Linked DNA regions of Mus musculus: regions 1 and 3 are each linked to region 2. Evidence: chromatin loops called from intact Hi-C (ENCODE). Cell type or tissue: heart. All regions are shown on one strand.

Region 1 (8,000 bases), 180 kb before region 2:
CTCAAAAGTCATATATTGAAGTCCTGACTCTAGTGTGACTGCGGAGAGGGACTTTGTGGAACTGGTGAAGGTTAGATGAGGCCACGGGGCTGGAGCTCTAACCTCCTTAGATTAGTGTCCTTAAAAATAAGCTGGGCAGTGGTGGCGCACGCCTTTAATTCCAGCACTCGGGAGGCAGAGGCAGGCAGATCTCTGAGTTCAAGGGCAGCCTGGTCTACAGAGTGAGTTCTAGGACAGCCAGGGCTACACAGAGAAACTTTGTCTCGAAACAAACAAACAAACAAAAAACAAAAACAAACAAGAAAAAAAGAATGAGTTGGTCGTGGCCACTCAAGGCCTTTAATCCCAGTACTCTCGGATCAGAGGCATGGGGGTCTGAGTTCAAGGCCAGCCTGGTTTACAGAGCAAGTTCCAGGAACAGCCAGGGCTACACAGAGAAAACTTGTTTTAAAAAACCCAAATAAGAAAGAGAGAGAGAGAGAGAGAGAGAGAGAGAGAGAGAGAGAGAGAGGAAGAAAGAAAGAAAGAAAGAAAAAAAGAAAGGAAGGAAGGAAGGAAGGAAGGAAGGAAGGAAGGAAAGAGAGAGACCCTAGAGTCTTTTCTCAGCTCACTCCTCCAGATAGAGCAAGATCTCTCTACGAAGAGAGCCAGGACCAAGAACTGACCCTGATGGACCTTAATCTTGGATGTGTAACCTCCAGAATGGTAAGAAATAATTGTCTGCTGTGTAAGATGCATCTGTGTATTCCAGTGTGCAATAAGTCCAGCTTGCTGGAGGCAGGGGGATCTGATCTGTGTGCACTTTGCCATCTGACAGCGTGCCAAGCAGTTAAGAAATGGTGAGAAAGAAATTGTCTGATTAGTCTGGGTATGTTTTGTTATGGCATCTGTAGCTGACATGTTCAATTCACTTTGAGCTCTTCACAGAGCCAAGTGTGAAGAAAAACGTTCTGACTGTCATGAAATTTGAACTTGCCTTTACGTAAAGTGAGACTGTGTGCATTTAAACCCCACTAGCTTCTTTTTGCCTCTGTCATCTTTAAAAAAAAAAAAAAACAACAACAACTAGTTTTTAAATTAGCTTTTATTCTATGTGTGTTTTGTTTGCTCATTAAAAGTGAATCTAATTGGCCATTCAGGGAGTTTTCTGGGCTCGGTGCTTGCTTGGCTCATAGTCAGAAGGTGCAAGCTGGATTCTAAATACCTACTTCTATTAACCTCGGGCCGAGTTTCCTATGAGGCTTTGTCACTGCCTCTCTGATTCGAGGTCCTGATTCTCAGGGAGAGCTCTGGAGTCGCTTCCAAATGTCTAATACCTCAGACAAGTTGTCACTTGCCTTAGAGACATGGAAGTACAAAGTCTTTTCGATTTAATCCTAAATAGTTCTTCACAAGGGGGAAAAAAGCCAAGTAGTGAGAAAGATGAGTCTTGGAATCTCTTGCTTTTTTCCTTCTTTTCTTTCCCTTTCTTTCCTTCTTTCCTTCTCTCTCTCCTTGCTTTGGTACTGAGAGGGAAAACTAGAACCTTTGTATGCTTAAAACAAAACAAAAAAACAAGAACCCTGTCACTGAACTGTATCCCATCCATTGAAATGCTTTCAAAATTTTGATTTAAAATTCATTAATAGGGGCTGGAGAGATGTCTCATTGGTTAATAATGCATAATGAACTCAGGCTGTCTATAAGTATATATGTATATGTGTATGTGTGTATATGATATATATGTATACTAACACGTGTGCTTGTTATTACATGTATTATAATACTATATCACTACGGGCCTGAGCAGAGACCCAAGAGTTGAAAGGGTAGAGAACTAGGTCGCAGATGACCTCAGTGTGACTGTAAACCCTCCTCCACAGGCCAGAACTCTGACAGAGGTGGGTGGCAGGCTTGCATGCACAAGGAGTCTGACAGGCTGACTGGGGCCTCGGGCTCCATGCTTTCAGCTTCTCGATGAGAAGATGTTTGTGACCTAAGAGGGTTGTCTTTCACTGGAGAGAACAGAGATGTCTGCATCCTGCTGAAGGTTCAAACAGGGATGGAGGACGCACTGGCCAAAGAGGTATTGCATATAGGAAACAAAGGATGCAGTAAGCCATGTACTGGGATTGCTTAAAGAGCCAGAGTCACCAAGCCTGCCTTGACATTTCTCTTAAAAGTGATGGAAAGAGGATTTGCTTTACTTCCTTCCTCTTGCCGTCACTTAAAAAAATTACTTATATATTTTATTTACATGAGTACACTGTAGCTGTCTTCAAACGTAACAGTAGAGGCATCGGATCTCATTGCAGATGGTTGTGAGCCGCCATGTGGTTGGTGGGAATTGAACTCACGACCTCTAGAAGAGCTGTCATTGCTCTTAAACACTGAGCCATCTCTGCAGCCTTGTCTTCCTAATGCTGGGGGACACTTCAGGGCGGCGCTCGCCCCGTGAGCCACGCGCGCCCCAGGCTTTGGCTTCAGGTCTTACCTTCACTAGAAGGTCCTTGGCCTCCCTTTCGAGCCACCTCGGGTAGAAGGGGTTGTCCATGCGGATGGAGTGGAACAGCTCCTCCTCGTCCTGCCCGTGGAAGGGGGACTGGCCAATCAGCATCTCATAAACGAGCACCCCGAAGGACCACCAGTCGACGGAATGGTTGTACTTCTGACCCAGCAAGATCTGCACGGCGAAGGCAGAGAGAGCATCATTAGTACGTACGTCTGACGAAAGCAGAGCATCATCAGTACGTACGTACATCTGACGACTGATAACACAGAGCATCATCAGTACGTACGCCTGACGACTGATCACGCTTCCAAGGCTGAAGGTAAATAAATGACTGGCTGTCGTGATCTACAGGCTCGACTGAGGACGCTATCTTCTGGCAAGCGCCGGTTCGAAATGGCTCCGCCATGACCAAGTTTCTGCCTGTAAGTAAACACTTCAGAGTCTCACTTTGCATTTTTCTCATTGGCGTTGAGTGCAATGACTGAAGCAAGCCTGTAGCTTTTATTTTCCCATCTGTGCTATGAGGTTCTGGGGAGGTAGGTATTGTGTCCTACAGAGCTGGCTTGACGCTAAGTTCTCCATTATTACCTTTGGTGTGGACTGCTAAGTGAAACCTACTTACTTATATTCTCTCAGCTCTGCATAAAATCACTGAGGGGAACTGATGAACCAGAGATACCACTTAATCAAGTCTTTAAAACCTAGCCAATCACAATTGTGCACGTCAAGAGTTATGCGCTTAGTCAATGGGATGAAGAATCAAGTCATGTGATTAGCATGAGCAAGGAGAGCAGAACTCTTCAGACCCAGAAGTCAGAGGACATCCCAGAGCTACGAGCAGCTCGGAGAACGGTCTGGGTCTGTCATCCAGGCAGGAGGATTAAAGGTAGGAATTTACTGAACTTACAAAATAAATCAATCCTTTTGATCAGTTTACTGTTTATAGCAATAGAGACTTTGTACCTCCACGTTCAACAGCTTCCTTGTCTGCTGTTGAAAGGCCAAAACTGTACAAGCCACTGTGAATATCAGCTGAGTGCAGCAGGCCCGGGCTTTGCTAAAACAGTTCATAGTGGGATCCATGACTGCATGAAGGCTGAAGGTGATGTGATGGTGGGCGGGTGTGTAAACAAAGGCAAAAAAGTCAGTGTGCTTAAGACACATGGGCACTCTGTTTAATGTAGCAGCATGGGATCTAAGGTAGGGCGTCAGCCCATCAATGGAATGAATGCACAAAGAAACTGGGATACGTAGATGCAGCCCAATGCTACCCAAACTTACAAACATATACGAGCCCAGAGCACTTCCGTGCTAGGTGAAGCAAGACTCCACTCAGATGAGATACTCCAGCCTCTGGATCAGAGACACGATACAGTGTCCCACAACCCAACAGTTCTGGTGGCTGTATAAAGCCCCACATGTCCTTCAAGTGCCAAATCTCTCATTTGCACAGCTTGGGGAAGACTCCTTACCCCTTTATAAACTACCTTAGTAGAGAGGATAGTCACACTTGCTATCTTATTGCAGGGTGGCTCTAAAGAGCCTGTGGAAAGTAGGAAACTCACGGTGATTTGTGATAGGATTTGTGACCTGAAATCTTCTGCAAGCGCAGTGCTGAACAGCTACTTGGATGAGACTTATCCCCATGAGTGAAAATAAAGATCATTTTGCAATCTGCCACCATTGTGAACTGCTACCTGATAGCTGCAATTCAATATTTAAATATACAAGCTCACTTTAAAGTTGACAAACAAAAAGTCAACTTCACTGGCCTTAAGGAATAATGTAAAAGTCGACTTCTGTGAATTCACCATGAGTACGTATAATCAATTGGTTCAGCCCTACACTCAAAAGGAAACCTCCTGTACTAGGTACCAGGCTCAGACGCAATTCCCACGGTAAGCCACCAGGTGGCGCCAAAGCAACCAGAGCCGGTCCTGAGCAACAAGCCTCTATGTAAACAACTTCATTTTAGAGGAACAAATGAAATTTGGAGGCCAGGAGACAGCTGTCGTGGAAATTAGAGCTTCGAGATTGGTTATGTTAGTTAAAGTAAATGCAGTTTTATGCTGGGAGGGAGGAGCAGACTGCACATTCACACAGGGAACAGGCTGTTCAAGAGGGAATGCTAACATACACCAGGTGTCATTTCATACGCGATGTCCGGACGCGCTGCTGTTATCCCTGGAGGAGGATGGCTGGACTTAGGAGGCTCTGTGTCTTATTTCAGATCTCACAGTGAGTTGAGAGCTGGTTCTGAAGTCCAGTCTTTGAGGATTTCAATCCATAGTTGATAATCGTCTCCTGCTATTTCTCTCTCCCTGCACGGTTCTTTCTACACTAACTGTTCTGAGGTGGAGAGGGCAGCAGAGCTGTACTGGGTAGAGGGTCAACCTTCCCTAGCTCTGCCTTCCTCCAAGAACTGAGACCCAGCTTCAAACCGGAGAAATGAGCCAAATTATAATAATGCCTTTGTCACGTGCTGACACAGACTCCCTTTGTCCCTTGCAGTGGGTGTGCCTTGGAGCTATTGTGTTAAGGTGCGCACACTCCTTGGATGAGGTTGAATAGCTACTCGATGACATGAATCCCGTTAGTCAGTTGCGATCAGAGCATTCGGATTAGAGAGAGAGTTTAAATAAATGATACGAATCTATGAGAGGTAGGAAATGGTCCCTCAGCCACGTCTGAAGCTGAACCAGCGGACACACTAACCATATTTTGGCCAAAAAGAAGCTTGATTGAAAAATAAAAGCCTTGAAAGTAGTGTTTTGGATGATGGACTTATATCTGCTATCATCAGGGATAGTCCTTGCTAAATACAGATTACAAATTCTGTTTCATATTGGACCTGCTTGGCCCTTTACCAGCCATGATAGTATGAGAATCGGAAGAAATACATTAGACCTTTCAGTTCCAGAGCCTTAGATCATTAAACCAAGACTTTAAAAAAATGATTTTTAAAAAATTACGTTTATTAAATGCAGGGAGACATGTGCTTGCCATGTACACGTGTGGAGGTCAGGGGACAATTTCCCAGGAGTCCATTCTATCGTGGGATGGATCTTAGGTTGTCAGGCTTGGTAGCAAGTGACTTTACCTGCTAAGCCCTAAACCAAAGAAAATTTAAAGTTATAGTCTTCATCCCTCATCAAGGAAAATTTTCTTTGTGGCAGATGGAGAAATCATTACAGAAAAACAAACAAACAAACAAACAAAAAAACCCCGGAGGTTGGAGCCCAGTGTACCAAGGGATGCTTCTATTATACAACTCCCACACTGAAGGCTCAGGGAACGGTGCTGACGTGAGGAAAGAAAGACTGTAGGAGCCAGAAGAACAGATTTGCTGTGAGGCTGTCTCTCCTAAGAACTTCAGAAGTTGTACCTACAAAGTCTCACCAATAGGTCTGCTAAACACAAGCTGAAGAAGGGCTAAAGAGGGCAGAGGAAGTACATGAAGCCTCAGCCCTGGACAAAGAATTACAGGCAACTAAGGGACACGAGAGCACTCTAGCTGGTCATCTACTATCAAATGGTCAGCCCTGGAAACACACACACACACACACACACACACACACACACACACACACACACACACACACAAATAATGTAAAGACCAAGCAGGCTGAATGTATGTATTTAGGAACACACACATGCAATAGCAACAATTAAGGAAAAAAGAATCCATAAATTTGAAAGAGCAAGGAGGGATATATAGGAAGGTTGGAGAGAGAAAAAAGAAGGGGGGATGATGTAATTATATTAAATCTCAATTATAAAAGAAATAGAAGGTGTGGGCCACCACTGCCCTGCAAAGAAATAATTTCCAAAAAGCTTTTTGATCTAATTTTAATGACATATTCTTACCTTCTACTATTAACAAAGTAGAATAAAATTAAGCTATTTGGTACCAGTTTTTTTTTTTTTATATTTCATTCTTAGTTCAATTTGATCTTAAACATTTTAGCCATGTTCTTTAAATCATAGACCACGAATGTAGCAATGAATGTGTAATGTAAACACATATACATATCTTTAGAGTGTTTATTTAACTGATAAAGAAACATCATCAAACAGTTTGAGGATATGGGGCTGCTGAGATGGCTCAGGGGGTAAAGGGGCTTGCTGACAAGTTTGATGACCTGAGTTCAATCCCCAGGAAGCCACCTGGTAGAGGAAGAGCATTGATGCCTGTGAAATGTCCTCTGACTTTCCCATGTAAACTAGGATGACCCTCATGTGTGCATGCATACATAAATGATGATCATATAGACTGATAAATAAATGTGTTTCAAAGGCTTGAAAACATGTAAGAGGTTGGTGATGTATGGGATGGAGAGAAGCCATGAGGAAGGGTATTGCCATATCTGGGATTCAGGGCAAGAGGAGACAGATTTCCTAGAGCAATGCCCAGAAAGGATGGAGAAGAACTGGACATTCTTTGGAGGCCAATAAAACGATGCAAAAAACAAGGGGCAAGTCTTGATTCAGTCTCAGCATCCAGGAAGTGAGAGATCCCATTCGAGAAAGCCTTGGAGTTTGGCTGTATTTGGAGATAGAGAAGAACACTTGAATATTGTATTTCAATTTTTGTTGTTGTTGAGACAACTGGTAGGTGGCTTCATGGTTAGTCATGAAAGATATATTAAGGAAAAGAGAGAGGGAAGGTTCACCAGAGAAAGTGAGTTTGGAGGCTGTGAAGTTTGAAGGGCATGTGATCTATGTAAGTCTGTGATGTATATAGGTCTGTAGTAAGACAAAGTTTGGCCTGACCATGCTTATTCTGGAGCTAAAACTATTGTCATAGATAAAGTTACTCATTAAAGAATACTCAAGGAGGGGCTGGAAAGGTGGCTGGGCAGATAGCAAATATTGCTTGTCTTAGGGTTTTACTGCTGTGAACAGACACCATGACCAATGCAAGTCTTACAAAGGACAACAGTTAATTGGGCTGGCTTATAGGTTCAGAGATTCAATCTATTATCATCAAGGCGGGAGCAGGGCAGCATCCAGGCAGGCATGGTGCAGGAGGAGCTGAGAGTACTACATCTCCATCTGAAGGCTGCTAGCAGAATACTGACTTCCAGGCAGCTAGGATGAGGATCTTAAAGCCCACACCCATAGTGACACACCTACTCCAACTGGGCTATACCTTCTAATCGTGCCACTCCCTGAGCCAAGCATATACAAATCACCATATTGCTCTTGCAGAGCATTGGAGGTCAATTCCCAGTACCAATGTTGGGCTATTCACAACTACCTGTTGTTCAGCTTCAGGGGGATCTGCCACTCTCTTCTTGCCTCTCTGGGTACCACTACATAATAAGAAGGTGATCAGAGACAGAGACAGAGACAGAGACAGAGACAGAGACAGAGAGTCACACACACACACACACACACACACACACACACACACACACACACACACACACAGAGAGAGAGATAGAGAGAGACAGACAGACAGACAGACAGACAGAGGAAGTGGATACCCAATAAGAAGTGAGAACTA
Region 2 (8,000 bases):
AGTTCCTTTGTATGTTTTTTTTCCATTTCTGAGTCTCACTTAAAGCAACAACAACAACAGTTTGAACTCTCCCTGTCCTGTAATTAAACTTTGACAATACGCTTCACTATTAACCACTGCCCATTTCTCTTTATGTTCCCAATCACCAATGTCCTTTTTCCGAAAAGCATTCAAATCTGTAGTAGTTCCCATAGGCATCGAGTTGGCATGAGTTTCAGATCATTAGTGATGTGTTGGCATGCTGGGAGGAGGGGGTCACAGAGTGGCACTTTCATTTTTTAGAGTCTGAAGGAGACCTCTGCTCCCATCTTCCGCTCCCTTTGACTTAGCCCCTAGCAGGCACAGGTCAGGGTGTCCCAGCTGTCCCTCAGGTGGGGATGCTCCCAGGTGGAAAGTAGCAATGTTTTCTTCTGCCTCATTTTAAAGGTAGCTGCAGTTTCCTTCTGTTGCTCTTCCCTGGGCTAGCAGCTCCATGGCTTATCACCTCCTTCACCATCCACTGAAACATTTCCTTGCAGACAACTGGAAACCTCTTCTGTTTTAGGGCAGAACTTGTCAAACAAGCAAAAGGAACTGACTTCCACACCCCGAAACAAACCAAAACCAAACCAAACCAAACAGCCAAACAAAAACATGCGAGGTAGTGTGCCTTGTACTCCCAGAGTCGAGGAGGTGGAGACAGATGGATACCTGAGGCTCACTGGCCAGACAGCTTAGCCTGCTTGGTGAGTTTCAGGACACTGAGAGACCTTGTCTCAGAAAACAAGATGACAATACTGAAGAAATAGCAGTTGGGGTTGCTCTTTGACACCCCCCCATGCACACCTACATTCCTGTACCTCAACATACACACAGAGGCATACAGTACACACACACACACACACACACACACACACACACACACACACACACACACACGCACACACACACACACGAGCGCACACACAGACTTTATTTTCCTGGTTAAATAGGAACAGATTCAAACCCTTACAAACTTCATTATTTCTCTGACTGTCTATAATAGCACATCCATTATCTGTAATAATAGATCTTAATGCTGAGCCAACGACTAATATAGTCATGTAAGGTTTCCTTTTTATTCTTACACAAAATAAAATGTAACAATATAGATTTATTTTTATGTTTAATAAGGGTCATGTGCTAGTAATTTAATAAGAGGAATTTAAAGGATTTATGACATAACATAGATAGCAAAATGTTCTATTAGTGTTGGTGCAAAATATTTCTAAAGAGTATATTCATATTAGTCTGCCTGTGTTGATTTATTAATATATTTATTTCCACATGGGCTAATATCTCCTTGCCTGTCTTATTCCGAGCTTGCATGTATTAAAACCGTATCTGAAGGGCTTAATCTTATGAGTTCTTGACTAGCATGACCAGACCCCGAGTTTGATTCCTAGCACCAAGAATGAGATAATCACAAGAATGAGATAATCAGCCAGGCAGTGGTGGTGCACGCCTTTAATCCCAGCACTCGGGAGGCAGAGATAGTCGGATTTCTGAGTTCGAGGCCAGCCTGGTCTACAAAGTGAGTTCCAGGACAGCCAGGGCTATACAGAGAAACCATGTCTCAAAAAACTAAAACAAACAAACAAACAAACAAACAAACAAAAATTGATTTTGAAAAGAGTGTAGATTCCAACATAAACTCACATCTCACTCTGGGCCAGGAGCCACTTCTTCTAATCCCCTGTGTGGGTAACAGTCGGGCAGCTGGCTCAGTCTGACCAGACACGCTTTGATAAATTGCATGGACGGTTGAGGATAGATTTCAGCACTATTTTCTTTGGTCTAGTCAACTAGCTTCTGATTAGTGATCTCTGGGAACCTTCTAGAGACTGAAAACAAACATTGGCCAGATCTTCGAAGTGTCCAAGGCTGCCCCAAGAATTCACAGTACTATAAGAAGAGCCCCCAGGATTTCCTTGAAGCTGTCATCTGAGGTTTGCTACCAAAAACACTTAGTCATTTTGCAGTCAGGGTATTTCTGCCTGATGGATAAGAAAGGGGGGGAACTTGTACTCATTTCAACCAATAAAGAAGTTCTGGAAAGGCCTTGCATGTCCCAATTTGTCAGCAGCGATGGCCGCTTTGTACTTGTTTGGAATTACTTGTGATCTCGATGTAGTTTAAGAAAGCAGGATGCTTGCTGACAGGAATCAATTTTCTAATCAAGCCATTCCAGGAGCCGCTTCATGAGCTCACTCAGGCTTGTGTGCTCACCATCGGACAGAGAGACTGAAGTTTGTCTCCAGTCAGCTTCTTTTCCTCCTTGACACTGAGCCTTTAAAGCGTGGCTATGAGGCTCTTGGGTGAGCCTGTATGTCTCAGTCTTCCTTTCAGCTGGTGTGGCCAAGGGGTCAAGATAGGGTGAAAGGTCTAAGCCCACTTCCAGGTGTGAAAGCTTACTAAACCCCACCAATCCCTGAGCTCAAAAGCACACCAATCTCTGACCTCAAAAACCTACCAATCCCTGAGCTTAAAAACCAAGTCTCTGAGCTTGATAGCCCAACAATCCCCACCCTGGAAATCTTCATCCTAGAAACTGCCCCTCAAATCCTCTATAAAACCTTTCTCCTGCTCAGCCTCCTGCGCTTATAGCCCCGGCAGATGCAGCCACCCTCTTGTGTGTCTACCAATAAATCTCTTGTGTGAGGTGTGTTGTGCAGTAAGACTTTGTAGTCTTCTTTGGCCCCTGACTGGCAGGATACCTTTCCCTTCAGAGTTTCAATGCCTCCATTGGGGAAACCTTTCCCCTTAGAGCTATAATATTTATACTGAGCTCTTCCCGAAGCTGTGCGGAGTGCCTCTACAGAGTGTCTACATCCACAGGCGAACATCCGGCTCCTCATCTACGTTCGTTCTCCTCTCCTCCTCTCTGGACACAGAGAGGTACAGAGGTTCCAGGTGGTTGGGGCAGAGACCAGGAATGATGGAGTGACTGGAGAGAAAAGATGGGGGCTTGAAGGAACTCACTGAACAGAGCATGTTGTAAGCAAGACGAGGAAACATCTATGTCTTATTTCATTCCTGTTTCTATAGCAAAATACCACAGCCTGGGCAGCTTATGAATAAGAACAGCTTAATTCTGATCGTTTTGGAGGCAAGAAGTCTAAGATAAAAACGGCAGCATGCTTTGGGCCCCGATTCCCAGGTGGTACCTTTTCTCTGTCTTTTCATGTGTTGGCAGGGAAAACCTTTCCTGATTGGCTCCTTCTCAGAGCACCCCAGGCTCGCCCTTCAGAGTCTGATCATTTACCCACAGTGCTGCTACTAATCCCAGCAGCATGGGAATTTGCAAAGAGAACCAGAACTCCCCTCACTACCCACAGCAGTCTGTCACATGTCAGCTGTTTTTGCTGGGTCACTGCTACCCTGTGTCCTAATGTGAGTTGATAGCTCAGCCATCTTATATCTGCTCCAGCTGGTTCTGGACGACAGGGGCTTTCAGCATCCTTGAGGCGGTATTTCTTGCACTGGTTGTCCCAGGGGCTTATTGGCTGGTCTGAAAGTAATCACTGTAGAAGACAATGCCATCAGGGTCTCCTGGTGCCCACAAAGCTTTCCAGAAGCTTTTCTGGATCACTGCTCAGACCTCGAGGCTTCCAATACATCTCATATCAATAACCTGCCACCTTAGAAGCCAGATTGGTTAGCTTACAGTTAGTCAACCAATGAGCAAATGATTACTGAATATCCATTGTGGCTAAATTCTTATCAGATTCAAGTGAATGATAAAGAAAAGACAGGACTGTGTATTTGAAATCTTACTTAGGAGACAGTATATGGGAGAGCTCAGTGGAATGAGATGACACACACACACACACACACACACACACAGACACAGACACATACAGACACACATACAGGCACACATGCGTGTGCACTCAAATACACTACCACTACCGTGAGAACATTAAATAACCCCATAAAAATAAAGACTGGTGGGAATGAAAATGGAGGTGGAAAGTTAAATGGATTAACATTATAATCAATCAATCAAACAAACAATCAATCAAACAAACAAACAAAAACCAGGTGTGTTTCTTCCTCCTTCCTCTCCCCTCTGCTTGTCCCCCTCTCCCAACTCCTTTCTTCCCAGTCTCTCTCTCCTGTCTCTTTCTCCTCCTGCCCTTTCCATTTTCTTTGTCTATCGGTCTAGAGACCTATTTTGAGAGAGTTGTTTGGAAGAAGAGAACACTTAACCTTAGAACAAAATACAGTTCATTGATGCTGAGAGAGGTCTCCGAAGTGGAGGCTGTAGCTGCTAGCTGGTCTCATCAATGCCAGCTGGCTGGATAATAACTTCCAGCTAGCATCTGGTGGGAGATTCAGTCAGTTCATATCTCCTGGATATGAAGAAGAAGAAAACATGGTTCATTTACATTCTTCATGTTAGAAAACCCAACTGACGCTTTTCACTTTGGAGACTGGTCTGCCCGGTGACAATCCAGAAGGTAGTCTGTTCTGTAAGGTAGGCACAGTGCCCCCTCGTGGTAAAATATGGAACTAGATACAAAACTTGAAGAAGCCCTAGGCCAAAGAATACATCCTCTTATGGCTACCATTGCTGTGACGGAACAACCTGGCCAAAGGCAAGTTGAGGAGGAAAGGGTTTATTTCACGCACAGTTCCATGTAAGGGCTCATCATCAAAAGCAGCGAGGGCAGGAATTCGCACAGGGCGGGAACCCAGAAGCAGGGGCTGATGCAGAGGCCACGGACCAGTGTTGCTTACTGGCTTGCTTATCATGGCTTACTCAGCCTGCATTTTTATACAGCCCAGGACCTCCAAGCTAGGTTGGCCCCACACACAAGGGGCTGAGTCCTCCTCCATCAATCACTAAGTAAGAACATGCCTTGCAGCCAGATCTTATGGAGGCATCTTCTCAATCGAGATTCCCTCCTTTCAGATAACTCTAGATTGTGTCAAGCTGACAGAAAACTAGCCAGGCACACCTTTTTCAAATTCTCAAAAGCCTCCAAGAGTGGGGACACTATAGAGTTATCAGTATCAGATCAGAATATTCCCAATGTTTAGTAATTTGTATTCTCTGATTGCCACACAAGAGCCCTGTCTCCTTTGCGTATCGACTTCGCTTCATTAATTCAGTCCTCCCCCCCCTTCTCCTTCCCCTCTGTGTTTGGGGAACAACACTGGCAGAAGTGCCAATCTTATGAAGTTGTACTTGTGAAGGGTAAAGGAAAACAGGACTTTTCTTTTTACCAGAATAGTGTGCACTATTTTTTTAAAAAGAGACTTTTTTTTTTCCAACAGCTTCCTTTTAGTAAATACAGAACTGAATGAAGCTGAGGCACACACGGGCAGTCAGAGGTTGAGGATGGAGAACAGAGAGTCTAGGCTACATCCGGAGACCCTGTCTCAAAATGAACAAGCGAAGCAATATATTGTTGTCATTACTTTAAAAAAATAACTGTATGGTCCTTCCTTCCGTCTTAGCTCCGAACTTTGTCTCTGTAACTCCTTCCATGGGTATTTTGTTCCCCATTCTTTTTTTTCTTTTTTTTATTAGGTATTTTCTTCATTTACATTTCCAATGCTATCCCAAAAGTCCCCCCATACCCTCCCCCCACTACCCTCCCCCCCCCCACTTCTTGGCCCTGGCGTTCCCCTGTACTGAGGCATATAAAGTTTGCAAGACCGATGGGCCTCTCTTTCTAATGATGGCTGACTAGGCCATCTTCTGATACATATGCAGCTAGAAACACCCTCTCTTTCTAATGATGGCCGACTAGGTCATCTTCGGATACATATGCAGCTAGAAACACGAGCTCTGGGGGGCAGGGTACTGGTTAGTTCATATTGTTGTTCCACCTATTGGGTTGCAGACCCCTTTAGCTCCTTGGGTACTTTCTCTAGCTCCTCCATTGGGGGACCTGTGATCCATCCAATAGCTGACTGTGAGCATCCACTTCTGTGTTTGCTAGGCCCCGGCATAGCCTCGCAAGAGACAGCTATATCAGGGTCCTTTCAGCAAAACCTTGCTAGTGTGTGCAATGGTGTCAGCGTTTGGAAGCTGATTATGGGATGGATCCCTGGATATGGCAGTCTCTAGATGGTCCATCCTTTCATCTCAGCTCCAAACTTTGTCTCTGTAACTCCTTCCATGGGTATTTTGTTCCCAATTCTAAGAAGGGGCAAAGTGTCCACATTTTGGTCTTCGTTCTTCTTGAGTTTCATGTGTTTTGCAGATTGTATATTGTATCTTGGGTATTCTAAGTTTCTGGGCTAATATCCACTTATCAGTCAGTACATGTGATTGGGTTACCTCACTCAGAATGATGCCCTCCAGGTCCATCCATTTGCCTAGGAATTTCATAAATTCATTGCTTTTAATAGCTGAGTAGTACTCCATTGTGTAAATGTACCACATTTTCTGTATCCATTCCTCTGTTGAGGGACATCTGAGTTCTTTCCAGCTTCTGGCTATTATAAATAAGGCTGCTATGAACATAGTGGAGCATGTGTCCTTACTACAAGTTGGAACATCTTCTGGGTATATGCCCAGGAGAGGTATTGCTGGATCCTCCAGTAGTACTATGTCCAATTTTCTGAGGAACCACAAGAGTGATTTCCAGAGTGGTTGTACAAGCTTGCAATCCCACCAAGAATGGAGGAGTGTCCCTCTTTCTCCACATCCTCGCCAGCACCCGGGGATCCATCCCATATACAACCACCAAACCCAGACACTATTGCATATGCCAGAAAGATTTTACTTACAGGACCCTAATATAGCTCTTTCTTGTGAGTCTATTCCAATGCCTGGCAAATACAGAAGTGGATGCTCACAGTCATCTATTGGATGGAACACATGGCCCCTAATGAAGGAGCTGAAGGGGTCTGCAACCCTATAGAAGGAACAACAATATGAACTAACCAGTACCCCCCCCCCCAGAGCTGTGTCTCTAGCTACATATGTAGCAGAGAATGGCCTAGTCAGTCATCAATGGGAGGAGAGGCCCTTGGTATTGTGAAGATTCTATGCCCCAGTACAAGGGAATGCCAGGGCCAGGAAGTGGGAGTGGGTGGGTTGGGGAGCAAGGCAGGAGGAGGGTATAGGTGGCCTTGGGGATAGCATTTGAAATGTAAATGAAAAAAATCTAATAAAAAAATTAAAAAAGAAAAAAAAAAAAGAAAGGCTCGAAAGAATGTTCTCCGGGTACATCGTCACAAACTGTCTTTTCAATAAAGAAGACATACAGCATTATGATATGGCCATGTAAAAGGCACATGTAATTTTCATGTGAAAGAAACTGAATAAAATATTTTCTGACTACCATCATCATTACAAAAACATAACTGTGTGCGTACTTGTATGATGTGAGTATGTGTATGAGTGTGTGTGTATGTGTGTGTGTGTGTGTGCGTGCGTGCATGCGTGCGTGTGTGCGTGCGTGCGTGTGTGTGTGTGTGTGTGTGTGTGTGTGTGTGTGTGTAGGTCTGAGGAAAACTTTGTGAAGTTGGTTCTCTCCTTCTACCTCCGAATGTGTGTTCAGGGTTGACTCAGGGTTGACCTCAGTCTGTCAGGCCTGCACAGCAGCCACTCAGCCACTCAACCCTCTCACCAACCCTCTATAGACATTTTTATCGCAAAGTGATAGATACTTCTTTTAAATCCTTGAGTTCTGCTAAATCATATACCAACATCTGACAAGGCCCAGCACAAATTAATGTTGTGCCTGGCAGGTTGACGCATAACTTGTGCAAACTTGAGTCGCTAAAAACACTAGCAATCCTTGTAAGAGTAACAGCAAAGTTAAAATTGCAGCTTTTAGCATTAAGACAAAAGAAAAAGAAAAACCAGAGGTGACCCGGCAGAAGTCTAGGAGAAATCAGCAGTCACACACAGGGGGAGCGGGTCATGAAAGCAGCAAGGCTTCTTAAAGCCTAAAATGGAAACAAGGAGTCCACAGGTGTTTTGGAGAAGATTCGTATTCAGTTGACCTGGAGAAGGG
Region 3 (8,000 bases), 430 kb before region 2:
AGGTGTCCTGATTAACCATGCTCTGAAACTGCCTGCAGGTGACAGGGTCAGTTATGAAAGGGACACTCTATCCCATCCCAACCCCGAGCACAGGTAGAAGAAGCATATGTGGATCTATAAGTTTTTTTTATTTTTGAGCCGTTTGAACATATTAAGTGTTCAGAGTATAATTAAAAATAATAGGAAGGGCAGGGTGGTGGTGGCACACGTCTTTAATCTTAGCACTTGGGAGGCAGAGACCGGTAGATCGCTATATGTTCTAGGCTAGCCTGCTCTAGAGAGTAAGTTCCAGAAAAGCCAAGGATACACAGAGAAACCCTGTCTCCAAAAACTAAAAACAAACAACAACAACAACAAACAACTCAACAACAAGAATAGCACACCAATAAAAACATCATTTCTTCTTTCCACCCCAGACCAAGTGCAATCAAGTAGAGGAGCCTTCTTCAGTGGTCCAGGCGGAGGAGGCTTTCTTAGTGAGTCAAAGGTCAGAAAGGGATGCTTGCTAAGCCCATCCTTTGATATGGCTCTATGTCTTTAATATTTAATTACTTATTATTATTGTGTGCTCATGAGTGTGAGTGCAATGAAGGTCAGAGGACCACTGTGGAGTCGGTTCTCCTGCTGTAGCTTCCAGGTATTTAGCTCAGGTCTTCAAGCTTGTGTGGTAAGAGCCTTTGGCTATTGAGCCTCCACAGCCCTCTTTCTATGCCTTGACAACCACTCAAAAGGTCTGGGACCAGCCCTGTCAGGGGCTTAGAAGAAACATGTCTCAGGCAAGCTGAGAAGAGAAGAGTGAATCTTCCAGAGTAAAAAGCCTTTTCTGGAAGATTGTGTAGGATACAGGGAAACCCCACTGGTCAGTGAGAATGCTGTGTATTCTTAGGCCCAAGATGCTGAGGGCCATAGTAGCTGTCTGACTGAAGTCCTGACCTCTCGTGGAGGATGCAGGCAGCTGGCAGCAGCCGGGCTTCAGGGAGGACGCTGTGAGACCCTGTTTGCCTTTCTGTTCTCATAGCATTGGCAGTCCTGGAGCCAGGAGCCTGATGGTACTATCCACACAGGTCAACCTGCCTGGCTACACTGCAAGGTACATTGCCCTAGGATGGACAGTGGATTTGTTGGGACCACAGATATCAACCTTAGGTGCCTCACCCGCAGGGAGCACCCAATAACATGTCCTGAACTTCACTAGGGCAAAGTTGAGCAACTGCATGCCAAGTCATACATTCATCTTTGAAACGGTGTACCAACATTTTCCAGATAGACATGGGGTTCCCTCCTGGGAGCTCACCTCCTATGTTATCCAACAAGTGCCAAGACTGGAAGGTCAGAGGTTGGCATGGGGCGGTGAATCTGACTCTGCTGGCAGGGTTCATGCAGAGCATATACTAGGTGCTGGGTCCAATCTCAGCCCTGCATAAACCCTGTGGGGTGGTACACACCTATAATCCCAGCACTGGGGAGGTGGAAGCATCATACAAGGTCAGCCTTGCCTACATAACAAGTTCAAGTCCTACCTGAGACTGTACTGGAGGAGAAGGAGGAGGAGGAGGAGGAAGGAGGAGGAGGAGGAGGACTGCGAACGAAAATTAAGATGTGTGGAAAGACATGTTTATAATCCCAGTACTCAGGAGGCCGAGGCTGGCAAATCTGTGAACTCAAGGCCGACCTGGTTACATAGTAAGACCTTGTCTCATGAAATCAAAACCTTGTGCATGGTGGTGCAGTCCTACAAGCCTGACCCTTGGGAGGCAAAAGCAGGATTTCAGTGAGTTTGAGGCCAGCCTCGATTACATGAGACCCTGTCTCAAAACAAACAACCAAACAACCTAGCAACACTCTTCTGTTTTTCTCTACTCTCTTTAATACTAACTCTAGTTTAAAAACAAACAAACAAACAAACAAACCCTAAAACCAAAAAAACCCAAAACAAACAAACACACACACAAACAAACAAACAAAAAACCAAATAGAAGTCGTAACAGAGAGGTAGTTTTGAGATTTTGGTTTTTAAGAATAAACGCCTCCCCCCACCCTCTCCTCACCCCTGTTAAAGAAACTAGACTGTAGATGGAGAGAGATGTGTCTGACCAGCTGTGATGGATGAAGTCACAGCCTCTCTCTGAGTTTGGTGTTGTGGTGATAGTAAGGGACCTCCCGCCTTTCTGCCGCAGACCCCCGTGGTGTGACATTTTATAATATGGGTGGAGGGAGGAGTGTAGGGCCAGATCGCCTCATACACTGAGGTAGTACATGACACTTCAGCTAGGCATCTTGTCTCCCCACTGGTCTCCAGGGTGACTGCGGCTGTCATGAGGGAAGACTTTCGGTATTAGGGCTGACCAAGAAGCAGGACTGTAGAAACTGGTTTTGAGATCGGCTGGAATAGGAGAAGTTAGGAAATGTGAGATCTAAGAGAACAAAAAAGGAGGACAGGAAGCATGTCAGTTAGACACAGGAAGTCACGAAAGTCATGGTTGCATTTGGAAGGTGCTGTGGAGAGAGGTTGAGGTGGCACTTCTGCAAAAACGCGACACCTTAATGACCGGATCTTCCACGATGGAGACGGTTGTCCCACATACAAAAATCTCCAGGTTCTGGGGTTCCATCTTCAGCACCACAGAGAAGAAGAAATAGGGGAAGGGAGAAAAATGGAGAAAAATATCAGAGCCTCATAGGTATGGCTTAGTCTAAAGCCTGGGCTTGTGACTAAATTTCTTTTTTTGAGGTTTCTTTCAGGCCTAGTGTCTTCCAACAATAGGATTTTAAGTGTTCTTGCATGGGTTCGTTGTCAGAAGGGACAACAAATAGTGGGTCAACGTTTCACTAGCAATGATGGGCTGGGGAAGTAGCTCACTGGTGAAACTATGCCCACAATGTGCATGTAGCTGCGGTTGGATTCCCTAGTGTCACAAAAACAAGACTGCTGAACACAGCAGTTCATACCTGTTAATATCCACAAGAGATGGTGGCCAGAGGATTGCTGAAGAGTTTGAGGCTGGTGAGAGCTAGTTAGTGAGGTTCAAGGCCAGGCTCAGCTACAGTGTGAGATTTGGCCAAAACAAAATAAAACAAATAACAACAACTAAATGAATACAAAACCCAGGGCCATGTACATAGCTCAGTGAACAAAGTTCTTTACCATACAAGTCTGGTGGCCCGGGTTTGATCTCCAGAACCCATGTAAATAGGTGGAAAGAGAAAAATGACTTTTGAAAATTGTCTAATCTCCATACTCACTCATACCACAGAGGGGTGGGGGTGGAGGAATCTGATGCCCTCTACTGGTCTCTGTGGGATCCTGCACATAAACTCACACAGGCGAGCATGCTAAGTAAATCCTCTTACAGATTAGAACTGTTCTAGATGTAGTGGAGGGGGAGGGGCAAAGGGCAGGAAGATCTCTGTGAGTTCAAGGCCAGCCTGGTCTGCACAGTGAGTTAATGCCCCAGTGAGTTTATGGACAGCCAGAGCACCAGAGAGACTTTGTCTCAAAAAAGAACTGTGGAGGAAGAGGGGGAGGAGGAGGAGGAGGAGGAGGAAGAGGAGGAAGAGGAGGAAGAGGAGGAGGAAGAAGAAGAAGAAGAAGAAGAAGAAGAAGAAGAAGAAGAAGAAGAAGAAGAAGAAGAAGAAGAAGAAGAAGAACTGTGACCATTCCCTAAACAAAATCAAAGGCCAGGCCTGTGGTTCACACCTGCAGCCCAGTACTTGAGTGGAGGAGGAAGGCGGTAAAGGTTACCCTCAGCTGAAAATCCAGTTACAGCCTGGGCCATAAACCGCTGTCTCACAAAGTTCAAAACCAAAACCAATCAAAAAAAGCAAGGAAGTAGAGTTTTAAAAACCATAAAAATAACCAGGCCCAGACTCCTCCAAGAACGAATAAAAAAAAATAAAGGAAACAAACTCTCTAAGTTCTTCTAGCTTCTTTGCAGGTGCTGGGACCTAACAGTAAGGCTCTTTGTGTAAATCTGTGACCTTCAGGTCCACCCTCAAGGTGCTTTGTGTGAATCCTTGACCTTCAGGTCCACCCTCAAGACTCTTTGTGTGAGTCTGTGACCTTTATGTCCGCCCTCAAGGCTCTTTGTGTGAGTCTGTGACCTTCAGGTCCACCCTCAAGGCTCTTTGTGTGAGTCTGTGACCTTCAGGTCCACCCTCAGAGACCCCTTAGTATTAGTATGTCTGCTTGAGAAATAAGCAAAGAGAGGCTGAGAAGGGTTAGGTATCTTGCTAAAAGTCACACAGCAAATTATGTGAGGAACAGAGCTGCCTTTGCATCTGCCTTTCGAACATGGACCCAATCTGTCACATGCTGTGTAGTCTGGCCTGGCCTGGCCTGGCCTGGTCTGGTCTGGTCTGGTCTGGTCTGGTCTGGTCTGGTCTGGTCTGGTCTGGCACAGAATGGCATGGTATGTTGTGGCATGGTATGGTGTGTTATCTATGTCAGAAAAACAGCAAGTGATACACTAAACCTCTATTAACAATCAAGCTCTTTGTGAGAAGTAGAGAGACGGCATCACGTGAGAGATATATGCTCATTGGTGAAAAAAGGCCTCGACTCTATATCCCAGTCAGGACCTCCTTTTTTCTCTCTAAGTGCAGACCCCAAGACATCCTTAAGGAGGGAGCTTTGTCAGCCACTGATTCTCTCATTGATCCCACAGGAGCTCTGTGGTCTGAGGGAAGGTAATAGTTTCAAGTCTGTTTTAGTATCTGCTATCCAGCCCTCAGCATAGGTGGGGGCCACTCATCCCACAGGATGATGATCGGGTTCACTGACCAGTCAGTCTGTAAATAAGTATACCTCGGTCACTGCGCTCCCGCGAGACGGTTCTGGGAGTGGCTTAGGCAGGAAGAGGCAGTGGAATGACTTGGAAGCTAGGAAACGAGACACTCATAGGTCACCTTCATCAAGTACTGTCTGAGTGATTTCATTGAAGCCACTGGAGTCCATTTACCTATGTGTCTGAGAAGGAAGTGAGCTAATGCTCTCTTGGCTCTGACTCTGAGGTCGGTGTTGTCCAGTTGCTTGGATGCTTGTTACACACAGACACCAAGTGTGTTTGGCTTGCGGGGCTTCAGAGCAAAACTGGATGTAAGAAGAAAAGGGTGTGTGTGTCTCGGTAGGTATCGTAGCTCAGTTGATAAACGGCTTGTCTAGCATGCACAGAACCCCTGGCTTGCTTCACAGTCCTGAGCGTGTTGGTGCATATCTGAGATCCTAGCACTTGGGAAGATCAGAGTTCAAGGTCATCCTTGGCTACAAGGTCTGGCTGAGCCACTTGAGGGGGACAGGGGATGGAAGGATTCCAGCTGCAATTTTGTCCCCCCAAAGATAGTGCTGTGTATCTGTCAGTGTGTGTAGGTGAGAAGCTGAGTTCTCAGGTGAGTGACATGTGAAAGACCCTGCCTCCAGTCTCTATTCCTTTGGCTCTGACTTGAGTACTGAACTTGACATTGTTACTACATTGTATCCCCTCACTAAGCCTGCCTGCAACTCTGTGTCTCAGGGCAGGCTGTCCTAAGTACAAGCTTGCTTCCTGATAGGCTTCCCACAGTCTAACGTCTGTGTAAGTCCCTCCTGCTGTCTAGGGAAAGGGTGACTATGCACTTTTACAGTAGGTTAGAGGGAAAGTTGGAGGCCCTTGAATTTTCTTTGTATGCCCAAGTATAGTGTGAGTCAAGTACAGACTCACACAAAGCACCTTACTGTTAGTTCCCAGCACTTGTGAAGAAGCTAGAAAAACTTAGGGAGTTTGTTTCCTTTAATTTTATTTGCTTTATTTTCTTTAAATGTCAGACAACTCGAACTCTACAGAAAACGAGACAGTCTTTCTATGTAATCCATGACGTCCAAAAGCTCACCCTGTAGATCAGCCTGACTTTGAACTCATAGAGACCTGCCTGCCTGTGTCTCTCTGCCTCCCAAATTCTGGGATTAAAGGTGTGGGACCACCATGCCCAGTCTACATAGAGAATTTGAGACTATCCTGGGCCATATGAGACCCTATCTCAGATACCAAGAAGCTAGCCCCTTCTTCCCCCCTACCCCCCAAAACAACTGCAGAGTAGACACCAGTGAGAAGAGGCTGAGGAGGAGCAGCTCTGGTCTGGGGAGCACTGTCCCTCTTCCCGTTTCCCCATAACTGTGTGTACAACTCCTGGTGGTGCGCCTTAGGATCTCAGCGAGGAGTCTTCGCTCCAGGGTGTCTCAAGCCTTAGCGGAGATGATCGAGGTACTTGAAGAAGAGCAGACAGGCTTAAGGTTAACCTGCCCTCCCTCTGACCTTGCTTCAGAAACTGTCCTCTCCGACTACTCAGCAACAACCTCTCTCTTTTTTTTTGCAGACACTCTGTCAGGACGATTGTCTTGTTCCCCTTTCCCAAGGAGAATTTTTCAGAGGCTCAGGTGCCCCTGATGCACGTGGACACTGAGATACCAAATCCTTTTAGGTTAGCTGCTCTGCCGCCACGGTGTTGTTAGTGTAGGGCTTTGGACTCTGTAACCTTTCTCTTTAAGGCTGCTTTGACTGACCATCCAGTTGCACTGAGAAAGGAAGGGCTAATCAGTTAGTGGAGGCAAAGGGGAAGTTAGGGAGATACCTCAAAGGAAGTGTGCACTTTGAACCAGAAGAGAGAAAGTGAAGGTCTGACTTGGGCTCAGACAGACTTTAGGGCAAGGCTGCCCTTTCTGTTGAGATCTGAGCCTGCTGGCAGCCAGATGCCATCTGAGATCAGTGGGCACGGAAGCATTAGTAGCAGAAGGCCAAAACCTGACGTTTTTGTCTGAGTTGCACTTTACAATTAATTCAGGAACTCTGCCACCCCAAGGCAGCGTCTTTTGTAGCCCAGGTTGGTCATAAGCTAAGGCTGGCCTAAATCCTGACTCTCCTGTCTCTACCTCCCCAAGTACCACCATGCCCAGCTTTACTGGGAAACTGGTAGTGCTAGGGATAGAGCCCAGGTCCCCAGGCATGTTAAACCAGCATTCCACCACGGAGCACATCTCCAGTTCTCAAGTTTACTCTTAACCTCCTTGAGGCAGGATCTCAGGCTGCTTAACTATCTATAGGCTAGCCAGGCTTTGATCTTGTAATCTTCTGCTTCAGCCCTCCCCCAAAGCGGGCATCATAGGTTCATCTTATTGCAAAAATGTTTTTAAGGCCAGGCATGGTGGCACACGCCTTTAATTCTAGCACTTGGGAGGCAGAGGCAAGTGGATCTCTGCGTTCCAGGCCAGTCTTGCAACATGAATACACACACACACACATGCAAATGTATATATGTATATATATATATTTTTTTCTTCAAGCAGGGTCTCATTATATACCCTTGGGTGGCCTAAAGCTTGTCATGTGTGTGTATGTGTGGTGTGTGTGTGTGTGTGTGTGTGTGTGTGTGTGTATGTATATATGTATATACTGTAATTTTTTTTAAACAGATTTTCTCTACATAGCCCTGTCCAGACTCGCATTGAACTTACGGAAATCTACTGCCTTAGCCTTTCAAGTGTGGGATGAGAGATTTTTGCCACCATGTCTAGCAATTTAAGAAAAGTGTTTATTAAATGTTGTTTATTGCCGGGTGACGGTGGTGCACTTCCAGAACAGCCAGTGCTATGCACAGATAGACCATGTCTGGAAAAAACAAAAAAACAAAAGGAAGAAACAAGGATGTTACTTATTTTTATTTTACGGGTGTTTTGTTTAGAGATACATCTGTGTACTGTGTGCAAGGAGTGCCCAAAGAGACCAACAGAGGGCGTCGGATCCCCCTGGAATTGGAGTAACTGACACGTGGGTTCTGGGAACCAAACCTGGCTCCTCTGAAAGAGCAGCCAGTGTTCTTGTCCACCGAGCTGCCTCTCCAGCTCCTGCAATTTAATTTTTAAAATATTTAAACATTTTAATTTTTATGTCTGTGTATCACATGTGTGCATTGCCTGTGGAGGTCAGTAGAGGGCCTTGGACCCCCTGGGATTGGGGTTGCAGGTAGCTGTT

Evidence for each region. Peaks named below come from ENCODE experiments on the same cell type or tissue, not always from the same donor. Only the 100,000 strongest peaks of a DNase experiment are listed, where the experiment ranks them.
Region 1: a loop joins it to region 2, with 11 times the contacts of the local background. A loop is called at or near these places in 29 of 42 quality-filtered maps.
Region 3: it touches region 2 in a loop (6-fold over the local background); 2 of 42 quality-filtered maps call a loop at or near these places.

The regions. Positions count from the first base shown.
Region 1 is chr2:11,285,051-11,293,050 of GRCm38, reverse strand. Prkcq (protein kinase C, theta) reads right to left here. Exons shown (of 18, transcript NM_008859.2): 16 at 2,474-2,662. Among named protein-coding and RNA genes, the nearest start is that of Gm13293, 50 kb to the left of the region's middle. In heart, no CTCF peak of the experiment used is centred here; a DNase peak (open chromatin) is centred at 4,420.
Region 2 is chr2:11,109,934-11,117,933 of GRCm38, reverse strand. No RefSeq gene overlaps it. Among named protein-coding and RNA genes, the nearest start is that of Prkcq, 58 kb to the left of the region's middle. In heart, a CTCF peak has its summit at 4,524 (motif pointing left); no DNase peak of the experiment used is centred here.
Region 3 is chr2:11,543,128-11,551,127 of GRCm38, reverse strand. It overlaps a transcript of Pfkfb3 not described here. Among named protein-coding and RNA genes, the nearest start is that of Gm10851, 25 kb to the right of the region's middle. In heart, a CTCF peak has its summit at 3,309 (motif pointing left); no DNase peak of the experiment used is centred here; H3K27ac peaks cover 295 bases; H3K27me3 peaks cover 673 bases.